Regions from separate parts of the Homo sapiens genome. Here region 2 is linked to region 1. Evidence: read pairs that join two places in POLR2A ChIA-PET (ENCODE). Cell type or tissue: HepG2. All regions are shown on one strand. Links, peaks and the distances in the headings refer to the core of each region. The heading gives the core; the rest is flanking DNA. Region 1 overlaps LINC02815 (long intergenic non-protein coding RNA 2815). Region 2 has its middle 45 kb from the start of TMEM78.

Region 1 (10,412 bases), core at 689-8,688:
TGTTCTATCCTCTCAGCCAGCTTCTCCTCCCTAAACCAATGGACATCTTGAGAGCTCATGTTTTCATGTTCCTGTGGGAAGTTTTTAGACAAATAAAATTAGGAGATGTGGGATGTGGAGAACAGACAAAAGTTAGACGGAGGGTCAGCATGACTATAAGATCAAATAAAGAAAGATGCAGTTGGTGTTTTTATTTTTATTTTTTTTACACTGGGAATTGTTTGGTGTTTTTATTTTTGAGCCAGGGTCTCTGTTGCCCAGGCTGGAGTGCAGTGGTACCACCATAGCTCACTGCAACCTCTGCCTCCCAGGCTCAAGCGATCTTCTTACCTCAGACTCCAGAGGATCTGGGACTACAAGGCTCTTGCCACCACGCCCGGCTAATTTTTGTAATTTTTGTAGAGAAGGGGTTTCACCATGTTGCCTAGGCTGGTCTTGAACTCCTGAGCTCAAGCAATCCACCTGCCTTGGCCTCCCCAAGTGCTGGGATTACAGGCATAAGGCTCCTTGCCCAGCCGCGGTTAGTGTTTTTAAGCACGAAGAAAAGAAATGTATTTCATCTGCTATCTGGATCCATGTGCTGTAACTAGAGACAAAATAATCCTTGAAGGGACCTGAAAACTTACTTTCAGATGTTTTTCTGGGATACATCACTTTGCTAGGTGGTAACTCAGGCAAGCATAGAGGGTGTGACCGTACTGGTTTTCTTTATAAATCAGATATAAGATGAGAAACAAAATGCATAAGGATGCCTCCACTAAAAGGTCAGAAGAAAGATGGAGGCGGTGGCACACGTAAGACAAGTTAGCAGAGGAGGGGGAAGGTGATGTGGAGGGAAATGAGGTTAAAAAAATTAACTGAAGAACATACATGGGCAAAGAAATTTAAAGATAAGGCTATATTTTGACTAAGCAGGTTTAGTCAGGCAACAGAGACAAAATTCCCTCAAAATTAATTTCAATGAACATAATTCTTTTTTATTATAGTTTTTAAATTTATATATAATAGTTGTGCATATTTTGGGGGTACGTGTGAGATTCTGATACCTGTATGCCGTGTGTGATGATCAAGTCAGGGTAATTGGGATATCCCTCAGCTCAGACATTTATCCTTTCTTTGTGATGGGAACATTATAATTCTTCTCTTCTAGTCACTTTGAAATTTACAATAAACAACTGTTAACTGTAATTTTCCTATTGTACTATCAAATACAATGAACATAGTTCTTAATGACAGACATCAGAACTTAGAAGTTTTCAAGATGGGAGCAGAACAAGTTTTGATCAAATGTACACATTCTTAACTTGTGAACTGACCACCCCAATCAAAACAGATTTGAGCAGCACTCTGAGAGAGGACACGTTGGAAACCACAAAGGAAGTGGCTAGTGGGAAGGTGCAGGGATGGGGAAGCCCCAGGAGGCCTGGAGCCAGCCCTCAAACTCAGAGCCACAGCCAAGCGGACTACAGACAGCCATTCTGTTGCTGGAGGCATCAAAGCCTTGTATGAAAGAGGTCCAGTTCTGATGCCCACACTATCCACAAATGTTAATTCTTCTCAGTGAACCCCAAAGCAAACTTGTGAACAATGAGGGAAGCCTTCAATTAAACTTTTAAGCATTCTTGAACCTCCCCTCTGCAAATACTTATTTGTGTTATGGGTAAGTTTTGAGTTACAGATTGTCGACATGGGGGATGGATTCAAATGATTCAGCTACATTTCAAAAATTCTCAAGCTAGAGATCAAGTTTGAAATGAGTATGGATCTAGAAGAAGCTGAGAAAACAATTCTAGGAGATTTAGACGAACCAAAATGTATTTCTTCTCCCCAGTCCTAAACTAGTCCATGTTTTTGTTCTAAGTGGCCTGCTGTACTTTTGTAAAACAAAAAGACCACCCAAATCTCTAGTATTCTGCGGCCTATATAATCAGTGGGCAGAGTGAATTTTCCTTCCTTGCCATGGACCAAGAAGAGCCTCATACACCCAACTGTGGCCTCACCAGATTGTTTTTAGCCTGATGATGAGCCTCTATTAAACCCAGAATTTCTTTGTCCCAAAGAAGGGTCATGTGTGTTTAACAGACATAAAATCTGCACTAAGTGGGAGTCCTGGGCCAGCCTGCTGCGGCCTGTGCATGGTGAGAGGGAATCCTGCATAGCCCATCTGCTGCAGAAGAAGTTTCCAGAGAGGAAGAGAGGCCACCCAGAGACAGAAGCTCGTCCTCCCACGTCTCTCTAAATGAACCTGGTTTCTGCTTTCCCCGGCTGCTCCCAGAACCATTCAGATCTCCCCTTACCCTCTATTTTGCTATTGACTTGTAGAGACAAGGCCCACTTGGGCCTGCTTAAAATAGAACTCCCTGCGCTGGAGCCAGTTCTATATCAGTGAGTGTGCGTGTATGCTGATTTTCTTTGTCCTCTTTATAAATGAAAAAACTAAAGGTAATTACAATAAGAGCTTTGTTTTTTTAAAATTAAGCTCTTAATAAGTATCATGAACTAGTCTTTTTTTTTTTTTTTTTTTTTTTTTAGACGAAGTCTTGCTCTGTTGCCAGGCTGGAGTGCAGTGGCGTGATCTTGGCTCGCTACAAACTCCACCTCCTGGGTTCAAGTGATTCTCCTGCCTCAGCCTCTCGAGTAGCTGGAACTACAGGTGCCCGCCACCACACCCAGCTAATTTTTGTATTTTTAGTAGAGACGGGGTTTCACCGTGTTAGCCAGATGGTCTTAATCTCTTGACCTCGTGACCCGCCCGCCTCAGCCTCCCAAAGTGCTGGGATTATAGGCATGAGCCACCGCACCTGGCCTCTCAGTTTTATAAGCATTACCTTATTTGAACTTCACAAACAACCTGAGTGGTTATGAGCTGAGTATTGTTGCTATTATTAATCTATAAATGAGGAAACTGAAGCTCAGAGAGGCTTATTTACTCCCCCAACGCCACACAGCTAGTAAGTGATGGAGCCCAGATTAAAACTACTCAGTCTGACTCCAAAGTCTCTCCGTCTCCCTCATTCTCTACCCGTCCACACCACGGTAAGCTAGTTATCTAAAGGTACAAACAGGAGTTTTAACTTTTACTTTTACTCGTGAAAAATAAACCCCAGGAAATTTGAGCCATAAAAGCATCAGACCGACCCTTGGATTGTTCTGCAAAATCAATGCAGAGAAAGCAGAAAGGCTTTCATTGAACCGTGTAGCTAAAAATAAAAGACCCAACGAGCAAAGATTCCCTAGTGCTGGGCAGGAGAGGGGATCAGGGAAGTAGAAGAGAGAGGCAGCCTCTGAAGGGGCTCCCACACAAGTGCAGGGCGGCAGCACCTTAGCCGCAGAGCCCCGGGTGCTCTTCTTCCTGCCGGGACACCTGAGCCCACGTTCTCCTCTGCTGCTTGCCTCTTAGCACTCAAGCTGAGGTGTCGAGACCACATCCCAGAGGGCAAATGGCAGACAGTTAAGGAGCTGAGCAGCCAGCTGGGGTTGCTTCTTCGTCCCCAGAAGCCCCGCCAGCAACTTCTGTAGACCTGCCCATGGCCAGGACCTCGTCACAAAGCCTCCTCTGGATGGGGGGCCAGCCTCTTGCAGCTGCCCACCCAACCAGGGTGCTCGTAGGTGTCAGGCAGGACTCAGCAGCAGAGAGACAAGTCTTTCTGAAAGCAGAAAGGGAGTGCTCATGGGGAATTACATGACTCCCGGAATCATTAGGAGGCAGGTTCGCTTCCCAAAGCCACGCCACAGGGCTGGATGCGGAAGGACCTGCCTTCTGCTACAATTAGGGAGGCCCCAGTCACACCGGGAAGCCAGGGCTAAAACTGCAATGCTTTTTCTAGGAGCTCTGCCCCTACATGGGTGCGTCCCTCCCTGCCTCTGTCTCTCAGCTTAACCCTGCCTCAAATTTAGTCTCGTGACAGAAAAAATGGGACTAATCTGATTGGCAGAACCCACATCACATCCAGAATCCTAGCGCAAAGGTGCTGGGAAGCGCAGACTTGCTTTCCAGCTGTTGCAGAACTAATGGCACAGAGGAGGAAGCTGGGGTGGATGCCACACACGCCCATCAGCCACGAGTTAGCAAAGGAAGCAGAGACCTATTTCCAGGGGACTTTGGCTTCTGAGCTGCTGGTGGTGGGGGAAGGGAAAGGGAAGGGCACTGGGGTGAAAACAACCCTTCTTGCTTTCCTGTGCAGAGGACTCAGGATGTGGTTGGTGAGCCCATCATCTGGGGAGACGCATGAAGGGGAAAGGGGGAAAGAAAGCTTCAAAAGAAACATGGCTGAAGGGTTCCCGTCCTGGAGAAGAAGGGGTGGTGCTGGCCGTGACACTTACCCTATTGCCTCACAGACCTGGAGCGATTGACCTCTCTTGTGCACACCAGGGAGTGGGAGGGACAGGGGGATGAGGACATAGGCCTGCCTTGAAGAGCTTGCACCCTAATGAGAAAGCTAGAGCTGAGAAGCGCAAAGACAGGATGGAACAGGCAGGGTCCTTACAGTGCTACAGATGGGTAAGCTGAGGCCTGGGGGGTGACCACCTGCCTGGCATCCCCTGTGCCAACCTCCACCCCCCAGCAGGCTACTTCCATAGCGATCCAGGCTTCAGAGCATCTCAGGTTCCAGAGAGGCTCCAAAACGCACCAACTCAAAGTCTGTTTTACTGGAAATGTTCATGAAAATCTATTCCATTACTATTTAGATTATCAAGGCACACCACAGGGTGAAGTTTAACATGCAGCAAAACTTTTCTCAAGCCTCTTTTTCCAGCTCTCTCACTGATTCTCCAAAACTTCTCTCTTACTCTCTGCTCCCAGCAAAGCCTTGCCTCCTGGCAGCCCATGTGGGTGCCTGATTTTCTTCTGCTTCTTTTATTTAACCTCTACTCTTAATTCTCTCCTGCAAGGAAGTCTCTGATTCTTCTTCTGTAATTCCCAGCTGTCTCCCCACCACTTGCCTGCTTGAATCTCCATTTCTCTTTCTCTCTCTCCCTTGCCCTGATTCTAAATTGTAAAAGCCCAGAAATGGAGCTGGCAAAGATAGAATCCACTTTCGTCGGTGAAGGGCAGAGAGGTTATGAAGGCTCCTATTGCAAGCAATCATGGTCTCTGTTCACTCCCATAGCAAAGAGAGGAAACGTGAATCTCCTTCTCTCGAGCAGGTAGCTTGGCGTTCATTACCCTTCTTAGGAGCACTCCATAAATGTCTGAATCTCAGCAAATGTGGCCCCCCACCTCCTCCCCATCTCTGCCCTTGAACACTTGGAAGATCTTTAGAACCTGTCATCACTTGCCCAGGTTCATGGCAAAAGCAGACCTAAGTTGGAAACACCTGGCTCTCAGCCTCTCCACCTTCACCCCTGGCTTCTTCTGCTGTCAAACTCCTCTGAGTTTTTAAGTACAAAATGTGACACTTTCTGGTGTTGACCAAGCTGGAAACCAGCAGGTGCCCACATCTTAGACTACCCCTGCCCTCAACAGCAGCTTACATACTTAGAGTTTATTAAATCTGTTTACCACTACTCTGCACCTTAGCACAAGCATTAGTTAATCCCCTGTTTGGAGATCAAACCCAAGAAACATTTAAATATGATCTCCTGCCCAGTGTGGCAAACAAATCATTTCCATCATGGAAAAAAACCAGGGAGGAAAACAATGGTGCATTGAAACCAGTTATGCAACACAATCCTCAGTGATCAAAGTCCTCTGGTTTTCAATTAACGCAGGACATTCAGAGGAAGAGGGCTGCCTGCTTATTGATTAGTTGATTGTTTATGAAATGAAGAAACCTCATCTTTTCTCTATATTCTACTACTGGCTAGGGGCCTGGGAAGTGAAAATTGCCACCAGCACCATCCTGCAAAGCAGAGAACATTCCATTTACTCCTCCTTGCTTCCTGGGTGCCAGCACCCCCATCTTACCCAAGCTAGACCCTAAGGAACCTCTAGTTTCTCCTTCCCCTCACCTCCTCATGTAATTTCTCCCCAAATAACATCACATTTGCCTGAGCTCTGCCTCTCAGATCCCTGCTCTCCTTTACTCCTGTCTCTTCATTACTCCTTTCTCACCAAGACAGTAACAGCAGCTTCCATCCTTGTCTCTTTCCTGTCAACCTATGTGACTGCTAATGCTATTCAACTTTCTACATCTTAGATTGGGTTCTAACTGTCCTTTGACACAAGCCTTCCTTTGAGATGTGATTGAAAGTGATGTCTGTTACTTCTGGCAGAGCCTCAAGGGCCTGTACTCGCTTTGCCATGATCCTTTTTCCCTCTGCCATTGTGACTGACCATGTTCCTGATGAGGCTGCCACATGAGCCTGAGGAACAGAGTGGTACCACCCCACAAGGTCCACATAGCACAAGTGAACTACAATGCTTTATTTCAGTAACGCCACCCGTGTCTTGGAGCTCTATGCCCTGAGTGATTCAGGAGGTGGAGAACAGCTCTGGTTGCTTCCTTCTTTAAAGAATATCATTACTTTCCCAAGCTAATGCATGAATTAGAATCTAAAATATAGGTCAGGCACAGTGGCTCATGCCTATAATACCAGCACTTTGGGAGGCCAAGGCGGGAGTATTGCTTGAGCCCAGGGATTCAAGACCAGCCTGGACAACACAGAAAGACACCATTTCTGTTACATAAATAAATAGATAATCTGAAAAATAAAACAGGAATGCTAAGAGGCAATGTTGTATAATAATAATTTTTGTTTAATGACTGGCCTTTGTCCCAGGCTCCTGGGAGGGCAAATCTAAATCCTTGGAATTTCCCACATAGTAGGAGTGTCTTTGTTTTTCAAGAGGCCCTGGATTGGACCACACCTGACTTTATGCTAATGAAGTGGACCATGGTGGTTCCTAGATAGCCTCAGGATGGGGCTGGTCATGCTAGAAAGACCAACCATGTGATAAGAGGGCTGGGACTTTGAGACATGGAATATCAGTCTGACTTCCCATCCTCCAGGGAGGGAGAGAGCTTTAATAATAAAGCTGTAATCAAAGGTATAGCATTTGCCCAAGTTCTGTGAGTTGTTCTAGTGAGTTATTGAACCTGAGGAAGACCATGGGCACCCCTAGATTTTTGGTTGGTCAGTCAGAAGTAGGGGTATTGTTGTTGTGGGTCATGTTCTTTAATCTTTGGGGTCTGTTCTAACTCCAGGAAGTTAGTGCCAAAATTGAATAGCAATATACCAATTGGGGTCAGAATCGCTAGAAAAATAGGTTAGGTGGTGGACTTCACTGGGACATCCAGGCAGAGGTGGTGCCTTGGAATGAGGAAGTGGAGACAGAATGATATGAATAGGTGAGATCACTTCCACTGGAGTCCAAGCTAAGTCAGCTTCTTAAATCGTTCACATTCCCACCTCCTCACAGCCAAATGAGACCATTTCCTGCCCAGAGACTGGTTTCAGCTGGGCATCAATTTCCTGAACAGGGAAACCTACCAAACTTCTCACCTCCCAGAGAAAATTGTGCCCTCACATGGAAGATGAGGAGAGCCTGCTCCTCTCATTCCAGCGGCTCTCTTCTGCTGGCATTCTTATTCTTTGCACACGTTTTACAATTCACAGTTACCGGAGGTGGCAGGTCCCAAAAGTCTCTTAATTTGTCTTCTAGAAACTTCTAAAAGCACACTCAAACATCAGGACAAAAGGGAAAAGTGTCCCCCTAGGATAGTTCACTGCTATTACATAAGTTTCAAAAATGGACTACCTAAAAGATGACTCAAACTGAAAATGTAATTCACTGATATGGTCTGTCTCTGTGTCCCCCACCAAAATCTCATCTTGAATTGTAATCCCCATGTGTTAGGGGAGGGACCTTGTGGGAGATGATTAGATCATGGGGGTGGTCCCCCCATGCTGTTCTTGCTATAGTGAGTGAGTTCTCATGAAATCTGATGGTTTTACAAGGGCTTTTCCCCCTTCACTCTGCACTTGACTCTTCTGCCGCCATATGAAGAAGGACAAGTTTGCTTCCCCTTCTGCCATGATTGTAAGTTTCCTGGGGCTTCCCCAGCCATGAGGAACTGTGAGTCAATTAAACCTCTTTCCTTGATAAATTACCCAGTCTTGGGCAGTTCCTTATAGCAGCATGAGAATGGACTAATACAGTTAATTGGAACCAGGAGGTAGTGGGGTGCTGCTATAAGGATACCCAAAAATGTGGAAGCAACTTTGGAACTGGGCAATAGGCAGAGGTTGGAAGAATTTGGAGGGCTTAGAAGAAGACAGGAAAATGTGGGAAAGTTTGGAACTTCCTAGAGACTTGTTGAATGGCTTTGACCAAAATGCTTATAGTGATATGGACAATGAAGTCCAGGTCTCAGATGGAGATGAGGAACTTGTTGGGAACTGGAATATGCTTTATTTTGCCCCTGCCTTAGAGATCTGTGAAACTTTGAACTTGAGAGAGATGATTTAGGGTATCTAGTGGAAGAAATTTCTAAGCAGCAAAGCATTCAAGATGAGGAAGAGCATAAAAGTTGGAAAATTTGCAGCCTGATGATGCAACAGAAAAGAAAAACCTGTTTTCTGGGGAAAAAGTCAAGACAGCTGCAGAAATTTGCATAAGTAACAAGGAGCCAAATGTTAATCACCAAGACAATGGGGAAAATGTCTCCAGGGCATGTCAGAGACCTTTGAGGCAGCACCTCAAATCACAGGCCCAGAGGCCTATGAGGAAAAAATGGTTTTGTGGGCTGGGCTCAGGGCCACCCTGCTGTGTGCAACCTAGGGACTTGGTGCCCTGCCTCCCAGTCAGCTCCAGCTGTGGCTAAAATGGGCCAAGGTACAGTTCAGGATGTGGCTTTAGAGGGTGCAAGCCCCAAGCCTTGGCAGCTTTCATGTGGTGTTGAGCCTGCAGGTGCACAGAAGTCCAGAATTGAGGTTTGGGAACCTCTGCCTAGATTTCAGAGGATGTATGGAAATGCTTGGATGTCCAGGCAGAAGTTTGCTTCAGGGGCAGAGCCCTCATGGAGAACCTCTGCTAGGGCAGTGCAGAAGAGAAATGTGGGGTCAGAGCCCCCACAGAGTCCCCACTGGGGCACTGCCTGTGGGAGCTGTGAGAAGAGGGCCACCATCCTCTAAACTCCAGAATGGTAGATCCACCTATTGCTTAGGCTGTGCACCTGGAAAAGCCACACACACTCAACACCAGTCCATGAAAGCAGCAGGGATGGGGGCTGTAGCCTGCAAAACCACAGGGGTGGAGCTGCACAAGGCCATGGGATCCCACCTCTTGCATCAGCATGACCTGGATGTGAGACATGGAGTCAAAGGAGATTATTTCAGAGCTTTAAGATTTAATTACTGCCTCATTGAATTTCAAACTTGCGTAGGGCCTGTAGTCCCTTTGTTTTGGCCAATTTCTCCCATTTGGAATGGGTGTATTTACCCAATGCCTGTACCATCATTGTATCTAGGAAGTAACTAACTTGCTTTTGATTTTACAGGCTCCTAGGTGGAAGGGACTTGCCTTGCCTCAGATGAAAGACTTTGGATTTGGACTTTTGGGTTAATGCCAAAATGAGTTAAGACTTTGGGGATATGGTGGGAAGGCATAATTGTGTTTTGAAATGTGAGAAGGATGAGATTTGGGAGGGGCCAGGGGCAGAATGATATGGTCTGGCTCTGTGTCCCCACCCAAGTCTCATTTTGAATTGTAATCTGAATTGTAATCCCTGCATGTTGGAGGAGAAACCTTGTGGGAGGTAATTAGATCATGGGGGCTGTCCCCCACCATGCTGTTCTCATGATAGTGAGTTCTCACGAGAGCTGATGGTTTTATAAGGGGCTTTTCACCCTTCACTCTGCACTTCTCTCTCCTGCTGTCATGTGAAGAGGGATGTGTTTGCTTTCCCTTCCGCCATGACTCTAAGTTTCCTGAGGCCTCTCCAGCCATGTGGAACTGTGAGTCAAACCTCTTTATAAATTACTCAGTCTCAGGTACCCAATCTCAGATATGCTGCTTCATAGCAGCATGAGAACAGACTAATATACTCACTTTAAAAAAAAAAATTTAGATGAAAAAACAGTGACATCTATAATCCAGTGCCTAGTGAGCAAGGTTCAAATGAGCTTAGCAAAGTTCTAGGAAAGGATGGCTGGAGTGGGAAAAGGCTAATAAAAAGAAGCAGGACACAGTCCTCAAGGCCTCAATCATCTATTACAGAGACAAAGTTTATAAATGGAAAAAGTACTGCAAGGCAAGCCGTGATTCAATTTCCAAGTGGGTTAAACAGATCAAGTCTCAGTTTGGTGAAGAATTAAAGTAATGAAAGAATAGAGCATTACACAGAAGTCACAATTGTCATGAATGGGTTCTTATCAAAGAAAAAGATTCATTTGTTTGATTTTTCAATTAGGTATTTTAATTCTGTACTTCTAACCTACTGAAATTGCACCAAAATCCACATCCCTTT
Region 2 (10,412 bases), core at 995-8,994, 73 kb after region 1:
CTAAATCTGCAATAAGCGTCATCAATGGAAAGAGAGGTTCTTTATGCATACACAAAAGGGGTGCTGTCCAGGTGCCGACCTGGGGGTGGAAGCAGACACTGGAATTACCTGGGCAATTTCTGCCACAGGTGAGTTTATCAGAAACTAACGTGGAAGACTACAGGTACCTGCAAAACCAGACGGTCCACTTTTTAGCCTCAGGCCACCATTGCTGCCTCACCTGAGGACATAGCAGTAGTGCCAAGCAAGGACTGGTCCAGCCAGGACCATCCCAGCTCAGGTCCCCTTGGCCTGGCATCCTCTCCTGGGGACTCAGCCTCCCAAGGATCACGAGGATATTAGGTCCTAGGTTCCCTGCACCTGCCAATGGTAGGAAGATTCCTGGGCGTTCGTCAGGGGGCCCACTTTCTCCATGTGATAGAGGACAGGTTCATGGTGTTAGGTTTCAGTTCCTGGAAACAGGATATCCTCCCTTCCCTTCTCTGGCCTGCCTGGGTGCAGTGGGCTGTGGACAACAAGGATGGTCAGCAATTTTGTGGGTCTTACACACCTCAAGGGAGCTTCTGCAAAGGGATTTGGTAGAAATATTTCTTGAAGTAAACGGGCCGCTGGCAAGGGCTTGACAGTTAACCTGGGAATTTATGCACCGATGTTACAATCCCAGAGTACAAACCTGGGAGAGCCTGGCTAGACCCTCTCAGCCACAAGTCAGCAAACGTGTCTGTAAAGGGTCAGAGAGTAAATGTGGAGGCTTTGCAGGCTATATGATCCCTGTCACAACTATTCAACTCTGCTACTGTAAAGCGAAAACAACATAAACAGGAAGTAAGCACACAGGCAGCAGTGTGCCGATCAAACCGCACCCACAGCCACAGGCAGTGGGCCAGAGGTGACCCACTAGCCACAGCCGGCCGACCCTGCTCCAGTACAATCCCTTCTTTTTATAGCTTCAGAAGTTGAGACCAAGGAGAGGAAAAGGCAGTCAAGCCCCCCAAGTACTCACTGCTGGGCACGAGTTTCTGTTACACGGAGCCTCAGGCAAGAGAACCCTTTTGCTAAGTAATTTTGTGCTTCCTGAGAAATGGAATTCCTGGCCCCCTCTTGCCCTGGGCAGCAACTCAAAGTGAAGTTAAATTGCCGGGACCTGGAGTTTGTCACCCTGAGTTCAGATTCTGGCTTTGTCACAAGTCGCCTAACATTTCTAAACTTCAGTTTCCTTTTCTGTAGAAAATGAACAATAAAAACGACTTCAGCCGTGATTGTACTCAAGTATGGAGCAGTAAAGAAAAGCAAGGTCAAGTATGGAAAGCCAAGCATATAGTAAGTGAATGTCAGTCATTGTTTTCTTTCTTTTTTTGAAACAGAGTCTTGCTCTATCACCCAGGCTGGAGTGCAGCGGCGCGATCTCAGCTCACTGCAACCTCCATTTCCCAGGTTCAAGCAATTCTCCTGCCTCAGTCTCCCGAGTAGCTGGGATTACAGGTGCCCGCCACCACTCCCAGTTAATTTTTGTATTTTTAGTAGAGATGGGGTTTCACCATGTTGGCCAGGCTGGTCTTGAACTCCTGACCTCAAAAGATCCACCCGTCTCAGTCTCCCAAAGTGCTGGGATTACAGGAGTGAGCCACCGAGCCCGGCCCAGTCATTGTCTTCAATACCTCAAAGTTAAATGCTCATGCCTGTTTTCAAGCACCCCAATAATCTACCCCACCCTACCAACACTTCAAAAGAGTCAAAGCTAACACATGTGAACTTACTTTGAAAACTGTAAAACACCATGTGAGACAGCATCATGTCCTAATCTTTAATACACTCTTTCTGTTCAGATGTCTCCTTCCATGAATATACCACACCCATTCCCTCCTACATTCATTTGTCATGCATTTAGTGAGCACTTTGGAGCCAGAAACCTCTAGGCAGGTTGGAGTGTGCAGGATCTAGTCATATTGCTCCGCTCACCACTTGCAAAGACATTATCAATTCCCTTACATACTCAAGTCCTATCTCTCCTCCAGATTCAAGCATTAGTTTTTCCAGGCTGCTGCATTTTGCCTTCTACTGTCTATTGCTATTCTTACCCTTCTGATATTTTCTGTATTACGAGGGCTGGTACCCTGAAACTTGCATGTCTTATACTTTTTCTTTTTTTTTTTTTTTTTTTTTTTTTTTTTCTTATTTTTAGTAGAGACCGGGTCTTGCCATGTTCCCCAGGCTGGTCTTGAACTCCTGGCCTTCAGCAATTGCATGTCTTTTACTTTCTTTACAGGAAGGTTCTAGTCTAGCTTCTGCCATTGAGAGGCACTGGCAGGTAGCTGATATTTGGAAGATGAAAGCAAAGGATAAAGCATTATTCTTCTCTAACAGCAGTGGTTAGGTGTGTGATCAGATGGCAGACACAGGGTTTGTAGTGTCTAGGAGAGCTCCAGTGAGTTACCTGCCTTAATTCAGCAGATAGCCGACTTCCTAGAGGTAGCATCCTACAATTCTAGCACTTTCTAATTTCCTCAAATCCAACAGCTATTCTTGACTTTTGTTCCTCCAACATTTCCAACAATTTTGTAATTGCATCATTCTTTATATTAAACCTTTTTTCTACTAAAATAAAGAGTGGTTATACTATTAATAATTATGAGTGCCCTTTTTTTTCAGGAATAAAACTTGCTATAAGCAAACAACTGCCTTTATGATTCTATTCCATTAGTGTCAGGCTTCTTAGCTCCCAAATTACGTTGTAAAGTCACTGAGCCCAGGGACGGTGTCTTATATTCCACGTCCACAGCATCAAGTCTAGGGCTGGGCATGTAGCTGATTAAATAACATGAGGCATCCAGGTGCCCAAGTCTGTCACCTGTCATTCAAAAAATATTCAGTGATCTCTTTCTTAGGTCAGGCTCCCAGGAAACAGACACTCAGGATGGAGGTTTGCCTGCAGAAAGCTGACTGAGGATCAACACCAGCGGAGGACGAGAAGGAAGCAAGGGTGGGCAGAGGAAGGAGTTCAGCTTTGATGCAGCCACAACAAAAGCCACAAATGTCCCCACAAGAAGACCTGGAACTAAGATGGCCATTTAGAGGTGTCCCTTCCCACTTATTGGCAAGGTGATATTTATCCCCCGTCGACCAGCCATTGAATGTGGGCTGCCCCCAGGAAGGAGAGAGGGCCTTAAGTGAGGCTCTTGACCACTAAGGGCAACTCCTAGAAAGAGCTTCAGTTAAAAGCCTTGAGCCAGAGCTGTCAGCTACACAGAGTTCCATTAGCTGTGGGAATCAATGTTCAGTCCTAAAGGAGGGTGCTGCATGGCATACCGCAGAATCCACTAGAATCCCATCTAGGCATCAGGCACTATATAATAACTAGTAGGTTGAATTATACGAAATTGCTCGTGTTCAACTGGTTTTACCTCCAAAATAGGCAATCGTATATGATTTGATCTAATAACATTACTAAAGTCTGCTATATCTTACAAAATACTTTCATACAAATGGCTGTACTTGATCCTCATGTCAACCATGTAGGATGGGTGTTCTTATCAACAGTTTGTTATATCTGAGAAACCTAAGGCCCAAAGAGGCCTGGGGCCTTGCCCAGTCATACATCTGGTAACTTTGGAGCTTGTTTTAGACACAAATTCTGACTTCAAATCCAGCAGCCTTTTTCTCACATAATACATGGAGGAAAAAACGTCTGTGGCCTTGAATTTCTTTCTCTCATAAGTCTTACTGCCACATGACCTCAAAATGAACCAACCATGCATCATATCTCCCTTTTTCGTAGTTCTAACCAGACCCTCTCAGCCAAAGAAGATTCCATTCCCAGCTGGAAATGCTGTCTCGGAGCAGGAATGAAGAGCCTCTCTCATTGGAATTGCCCATGAGGACAAATGCACCCCCCACTTCCGCTATCTGTAGAATCTACAGTGCTCTTTGCACCTCTGTTATGCCCAGGGGAGGCCCATTTCCCTGAGGAGGAGAAGAGACTTCAAACTGCAAAAGCCTGGATCACAGCTGCTTTGAGAGGTGAATATATACATAACTTCCCATCACTAAGCAAATGAGCAATCTGCTTCTGGTCCTGGTCTTTCTCAGCTCCTGCTCCAACAGACTATGTCCTGCAGCGACACTAGAAAAACCACAACAGGTGGAGCAGGATTCTTGGGGAAACCCAACTGCAAAATGCATGAGCTGCATTGTTCATCTCAGGTGTTGTCAACTGCCCCAGGGTGGAATACACACAACCCCCATCTGGGTAGAGCAGAAAGCACACAAGGGTCTTTGGAAGCAGTTGGTTGCTAGAGGCCGGATAAAGCATTGTTCTGGAGTGCACTGTCTCCTCCAGGCCAATGAGAAGCAGTTTTTACACATGCCAGTAGCTTGGGGTTGGGTCTCAGAGGCCAACAACGAATAAGCCTTTACCTCCATGATGTCATTGCTTCCAATGTGGAATCTCATTGGCTGAAGGGCTTGTCACTCACTCACCAATGCTTTACAGGGATGGAATTCTGTGGAGTCCAAGGTTTTCTCACATAATGGGAGGCTCCCTTAATCCCTGGTTGAATTTGGCTGCTGTTTTTCTCTCCTACAGCTCAGTTCTGAATTATACACACAGCTTGTGGGTATCTTGGGGTTTTGTGCATTTTACTTTTACCAGCATATAAAAGCCCCTCAATTAGTAGTCTTGCCAAAACAGTAAATATTTTCTGGACATTAATGCTGCATAACTTTCAGAGATTCCTGCTGTTGTTTTTATTACCCCCATTTTGTCCGTGAGAAAGGACAGCCTGGAGCAGAAAAACTTCCCAGTCGCATTGATTCTAGGGTGAGAACTGTGAGCCTCAGGATACAGATTTTAAAAGCAGAAAGCAAAAAAAGGAGGCACACAGGTCTAAGCTGTGGCTCTTCCAGTATTTTCTGGGCTGCTGATCCAACGACTCCCACTTCACGTTGTGCATTAACTCTGCGGCCTGCTGCCCCACCCAGGCCTGTGCCCCCGACAGGGGCCTGTGTGCAGGACAGTATTGCAGGAGAAGCGTGTTTTAGGGCCAGTTGCATGATCTGGAGCAAGTTAGCATGCCTGTGTGAACTCCAGCTTCCACACTGTAAAATGAGCCTAACAGGGTCTCCCTGACAAAGCGGTTGCCAGGACTAGAGGAGGTCACTTGCCTGAGTCCCAAGCACAAAGTTGGTGCTCAATAAACAGCAACTGGCTTCAGGGTGGTGTCTGTCCCAGACAAATGCTCTTCAGGGGTGCTGAGGGTTCCTCCAGTCCATAACAGGACAGCAGAGAGTGCCTGCAGGAGACTGTGGCGAGGTGGCTTCCTGGTGCTGGCCTCGGGCAGAGCGGAGGACCACTTATCCAAGAACACAGACTCAGAATTGCCCATGTGAACGTCATAAGTTTCTCCAGGACAGTGGGGCCCCACCAGCGTGGGGGTCACACTTCTTACAAAGGTTGTATGTGGAACACACTGTTTTCCATCCAAGCAATGTGCCAGCCAGAACTTCACTGAGTCAGCGGCCTGGGGAACTGGAGACATTTCTCTTCTCTGGCACATATGGGGGCTCCCTACACTTGAGAGAAGTGGGAAAGGAGTAAAGAAAAAAATTCCTGGACTTTTATAACCAAAAAATATACTTCTGTTTAGTGTGGCATTAGGTCTGGACACCAGAAAACCCACCAGGGATATGTGTGCTGGATGTGTACCTTTCATTTAACTTGAGGACAAAACGAGGCAACGTCATTCCAGAGAAGCAGTGCAGAGATAAGCCCCAGCCAGGGCCTTTTGGGAGAGGAAGGAGTGGGTGGAGGGGGGGCACTGCCTGGTGGGTGACGAAGGGGCTCCATGATCAAACACTGCAGTTCTCCCACTCTCTCTGCCTTTCCCCTCCCTCTGAGCCCCTTACCCAGTCACCAGTACAACTCCCCTGCCAGCCCCCCACCAGCTTATGCCACTCAAAGGAACAAAACAATGCTCACAGAGTCAGCTCAGATCACACAGTCAGCTCGGAAACAGGAAAGCCTGCTAGCTTTTTGCCCAGGGTGAAGGAGAAACGAAGTAGAGAGTGCAGCCTGGGCCCCACTGCTCCATATTCACCACCCGTCAGTGCTCAGGGGGCTGAAATGTGCAAATACAGCACCTCTCAGGCCGGGCGGGTACAAACCATAAGGACAAAGTGACGGCATGTCGCACTCAGCCTCTGAAACTCAGCTGAAAATTCTAGAATGCTCTCTTTAACACAATCATCTGAATGCTACGAAGGAGCTTTGGTAAGGTTCCCAAGTCCTATAATTAGTCATGCTTTGCTGCAAGGCTGTTTTCAATTTACAGCGCTGCTCACACTCAAGCATGCCCTCACATTTGGCACGTGTATATCTGAGTACCTTCTGCCTCTATAAATGTGTCTCTTAGAGGCTTACTACTTGAGAAGCTTAACTCCTTGCTCAGTGGAGACACAGAAATGCTGGCAGCCGGCTTAGGGGCTCTCCTCCACCGTAAGAGCCCCGTTTACTCCCCACTGTCCTGAGCACACAGGCTCTGTCATAGCCGTCACCCAAGCAATGAAGTAGTGCCTCTTTTTTTTCCCACAGATGAGGATTCTGATAGCTGGAGAAGAACTTTCAAGACAACACAAATGCTCAGTGCTGGAATTGCGATTTCAGCTTGGGCCTGTCTGGCTTCTTTTCTGCTACATTACCTCAAATCCAGAGATGGAGCAACGGTTGCTCCTTAACGCTCTATCACCCAGCCTCCCTGGGGAGCACAAATCCTGTTTCCAAGCCAGGCTGGGACTGGATGGAGAGCCACTCAGGGCTCTCCCACTTTGCAGCAATTATGGGTAAACCATGACTTGCGAACAGCTCCCCTTCCACACTTCTGTCACTGTTGCTGACATGTGAGTGGCGGCCATGCACCAACCAGAGGGCCAGCTGGGCGAGCTGCAGTCGCTGGTGCGTCCCCTGGCCTCTGCATCAGCAGCAGGAGAGAGCCCTTTAGATGGTCTGAACCAAGTGTCCCCTTCCCTCCTCCTTATCGTCTTTGGCTGAATTTCCCCAAGGTCTTCACTCACCTCAACCCCCAACCCTAAGCATCCCCTCCTGGCACACTCCTGCAGTGGCCAATATGCTCAGACCCTTCGCCAAGTCTTGAGCCTGGCTCTGAATTCCATAACTCAAAAGGTAGGTGGACAGCCCTCCTCAGCATTCTGTGGTTGACATAAGTGCCCACCAGGCCCTCCACCTTGATGAGCTGAAGAAGGAAGCCAGTGAGATGCTTCCTACACCAAGAGATGGGGCATGAGAGGCTCTCACAGTGCAGGCCTGGCAGCAGTGCAGATTTCTTACAGGGCATCTGCCCCTCTTCTCTCTGGACCCTGAGCAGCTCTCACTGGAACCATTGCCAGGAACAGCCAGGGTTTATCATTTCAAACAACCAACCTTCACCCCTTCACTGAGCATCAATCACAGACTCAATGCTGCATAGGAGGTACACTGACCCTCAGCTGGCCTGTTAACCTGAATTTAAGAGAACATGTAGGCCAAGGCAGGAGAATTGCGTGAGGCCAGGAGTTCGAAACCAGCCTGGGCAACATAGCAAGACTCTCATCTCTACAAAAAATCTAGAAAATCGGCCAGGCGTGGTGGCATATGCCTGTAGTGTCAGCTACTCAGAAGGCTGAGGCAGTAGAATCACTTGAATCCAGGAGTTCAAGATGACAGAGAGCTATGATTGTACCACTACACTCCGGCCTGGGTGATGGAGCAAGACTCTGTCTCTAAAAGAGTGAGAGCGAGAGAAAGAGAGAGAGAGAGAGGGAGGATGCAAATCACTAAGCGCATGTGGACAGGAGCTCTGCAGCCCACCAGGTGAACTTCCAAGGTAGACTGGCTGAATGAGCAGCAAGTCTCCTCAGACACTCAGCTGTGGCCCTGCTCCTCCCTCTAGGCAGACATTAGTTTCTGCTGCAGAGAATAACAACACACAGTGCAAGATCACCACGTTACAGCTTTTCCCAGGGCAGAATGTTGCATGCTGGGTGCCACAGAAGAACAGCCTTTCCCTCCCATCTATCAGAGCATGAATATCAAACATTGATCTTGTCCTCTCCTTGACCAGGATAATTCAATTCTGTTCTCAATGTTGGCTCCACTTCAGCCTCTGGAAGGAACTTCATCATGGACTGTCGGATCCAGCCAGCAGGCACTGGAAGTGCCAAGGATCTAGGTCATGATGTTTTTTCTATGGAGATGCTGCAGCAATTAATTCCTGGTCAGACCCCTACTAAAACCACAGGAAATCACTGCCATCTTCAGTGTACTGGACTGTGAATGGCACTCATGTAAAGGTATTTTGCTGAATTCTATATGGTTCTACACATAATAATTCTAATTTATTACACTCTCAATTCCCCAGCAGCAGAGGTGGCACACACTTGCCGAGTGTCAATGCAATGCTGATGGTTGCCCAGTGACAATGCAAATTAAGGATGAACTCCAGCCTTCTAAAGATTCTACCATGTCATCTACAAGTCCTTCCTAAAGAGTTTTCCTTAAATGAGCAAGACTCTTCAACCACTTTCCAAGTCTCTTGATTGTGGCCAAAAGACAAATTCCAGGAAGCCAAGGTGGGAAGATTGCTTGACGTCAGGAGTTTGAGGCTGCAGTGAGCTATAATTGTGCCACTGCACTCCAGCCTGGGCAACAGAGAAAGACCCCATCTCGAAAAAATGAAAAGAAAAGAAAATAAAATTAAGTGAAGAAAGGAGCTCTGGCTTCCATTCTCACCTCTAATTGGAAACAACGAAGAGAGTTTCCATAATGAGTCTGGGTCATTTCCCCTCCTTGTGGCGCATAGGTCTAGCAAGGAACCAGTTGGGCAGGATAGCTTATCAGACCTAACTCCCTTGTCCCCAGCTCTCTTACCTGACTGGAGCACCCTGCCTGCAGTTGGACATAGTGAAGTCACCAAGTCTAGGAATTATCTAGACACAGGGAGTTCTAAGTAATTTATTTATTTAACAAACATTTACCTAACACTTACTAAGTTCCAGGTCTCATCTAAGCACTTTACATGTGCTAGTTCCTTGAGCCTCAAAAGAGTCTTATTAGGTAGAGCCTATCATAGTCTTCATTTTAAAAATAATGGATCTCCTGTCACCACTCCTTTTCAATATCATACTGGAAGTCCTAGTTAATGCAACAAGAAAAAAAAGGAAATAAAAAGTATAAGAATAAGAAGAAAGAAATAAAACTGGTTTTGCTTGCAGATGACGTGATGTCTGTGTAGAAAATCTGAAAGAACAGAAACAACAAAAATCTGAAACTAAAACCCAACTATAGCAAGGTTGCAAGATACAAGATTAATATACAAAAGTCAATTGCTTTCCTATGACTCAGCAATAAACAAGTGGAATTTGATATTAAAAACATAATACTGTTTATAGTACTGTGAAGCAAGTTTACTGTGCAATGATTATTTGCCCAAGTCCAGTGAGACAGAACACTCATGCATGCAAGTTACACAAAACAGGTTTATTACTCACAGATAGGCAGTAAGGGACAACAGAAGCCTAGGATTCATGACAAGCCAGTCCCCCAAAGCTCAGAAAAGCTGCCCAGGGTAGATGAAGACTCGACTGCACGTGACCCCACTTGCACCACAGCCAAGGAACCCCAGAAAGCAGCCTACCTTGGGTTTTATCCTCCCCAAGGGAACACAACATGCTAGACTAAGGCACTGAAGGACATCCTGCTCTTAGGGGGAACAGGAACGAAGCCTGACTGTTCCAACCAGCTCCTCCTCATCTTGGCATGTTGTACTCCCAGCATAAGAACTCCCAGCATTGAGAACTCCAAACAAGAAAGGGGGAAGAACTGGGTCAGTCTGAGGCCATGTGAAAAACTTCCCAGCAATTAGCACCCTCCAAAATGTAACACTTAGGTACAAATCTAACAAAATATGTGCAAGATCTATCTGAGGAAAACTACAAAAAAAAAAAATGGAAAAGTGAGGCCAAGCTCGGTGGCTCATGCGTGTAATCCCAGCACTTTGGGAGACCAAGGCAGGCAGATCATGAGGTCAGAGGATCAAGACCATCCTGGCTAACATGGTGAAACCCCATCTCTACTAAAAATACAAAAATACTAGCTGGGCGTGGTGGCGGGCACCTGTAGTCCCAGATACTCAGAAGGCTGAGGCAGGAGAACAGCATGAACCCAGGAGGTGGAGCTTGCAGTGAGCCAAGATAGCGCCACTGCACTCCAGCCTGAGCAACACAGCGAGACTCCTTCTCAAGAAAAAAAAATGGAAAAATAAGGCAACGAGAGGTTGAGTCACTTGCCTAAGTTCACACAGCTTCTATCAGGGAAGGGGTGGGTGGGTAGGATATGAAACTACAGAGCCTGACTCTGACATCCG

Evidence for each region. Peaks named below come from ENCODE experiments on the same cell type or tissue, not always from the same donor. Only the 100,000 strongest peaks of a DNase experiment are listed, where the experiment ranks them.
Region 2: POLR2A ChIA-PET joins it to region 1 with 17 read pairs; 3 of 35 experiments call an interaction of 5 or more read pairs at or near these places.

Annotation. Positions count from the first base shown.
Region 1 is chr1:229,126,066-229,136,477 of GRCh38, forward strand. All of the region lies in intron 1 of LINC02815 (long intergenic non-protein coding RNA 2815), which reads right to left. Among named protein-coding and RNA genes, the nearest start is that of LINC02815, 23 kb to the right of the region's middle. RefSeq lists an enhancer at 3,957-4,251. In HepG2, for the core only: no CTCF peak of the experiment used is centred there; DNase peaks (open chromatin) are centred at 4,236 and 5,656.
Region 2 is chr1:229,199,225-229,209,636 of GRCh38, forward strand. No RefSeq gene overlaps it. Among named protein-coding and RNA genes, the nearest start is that of TMEM78, 45 kb to the right of the region's middle. RefSeq lists enhancers at 3,964-4,601, 6,404-7,011. In HepG2, for the core only: no CTCF peak of the experiment used is centred there; DNase peaks (open chromatin) are centred at 3,917 and 4,437.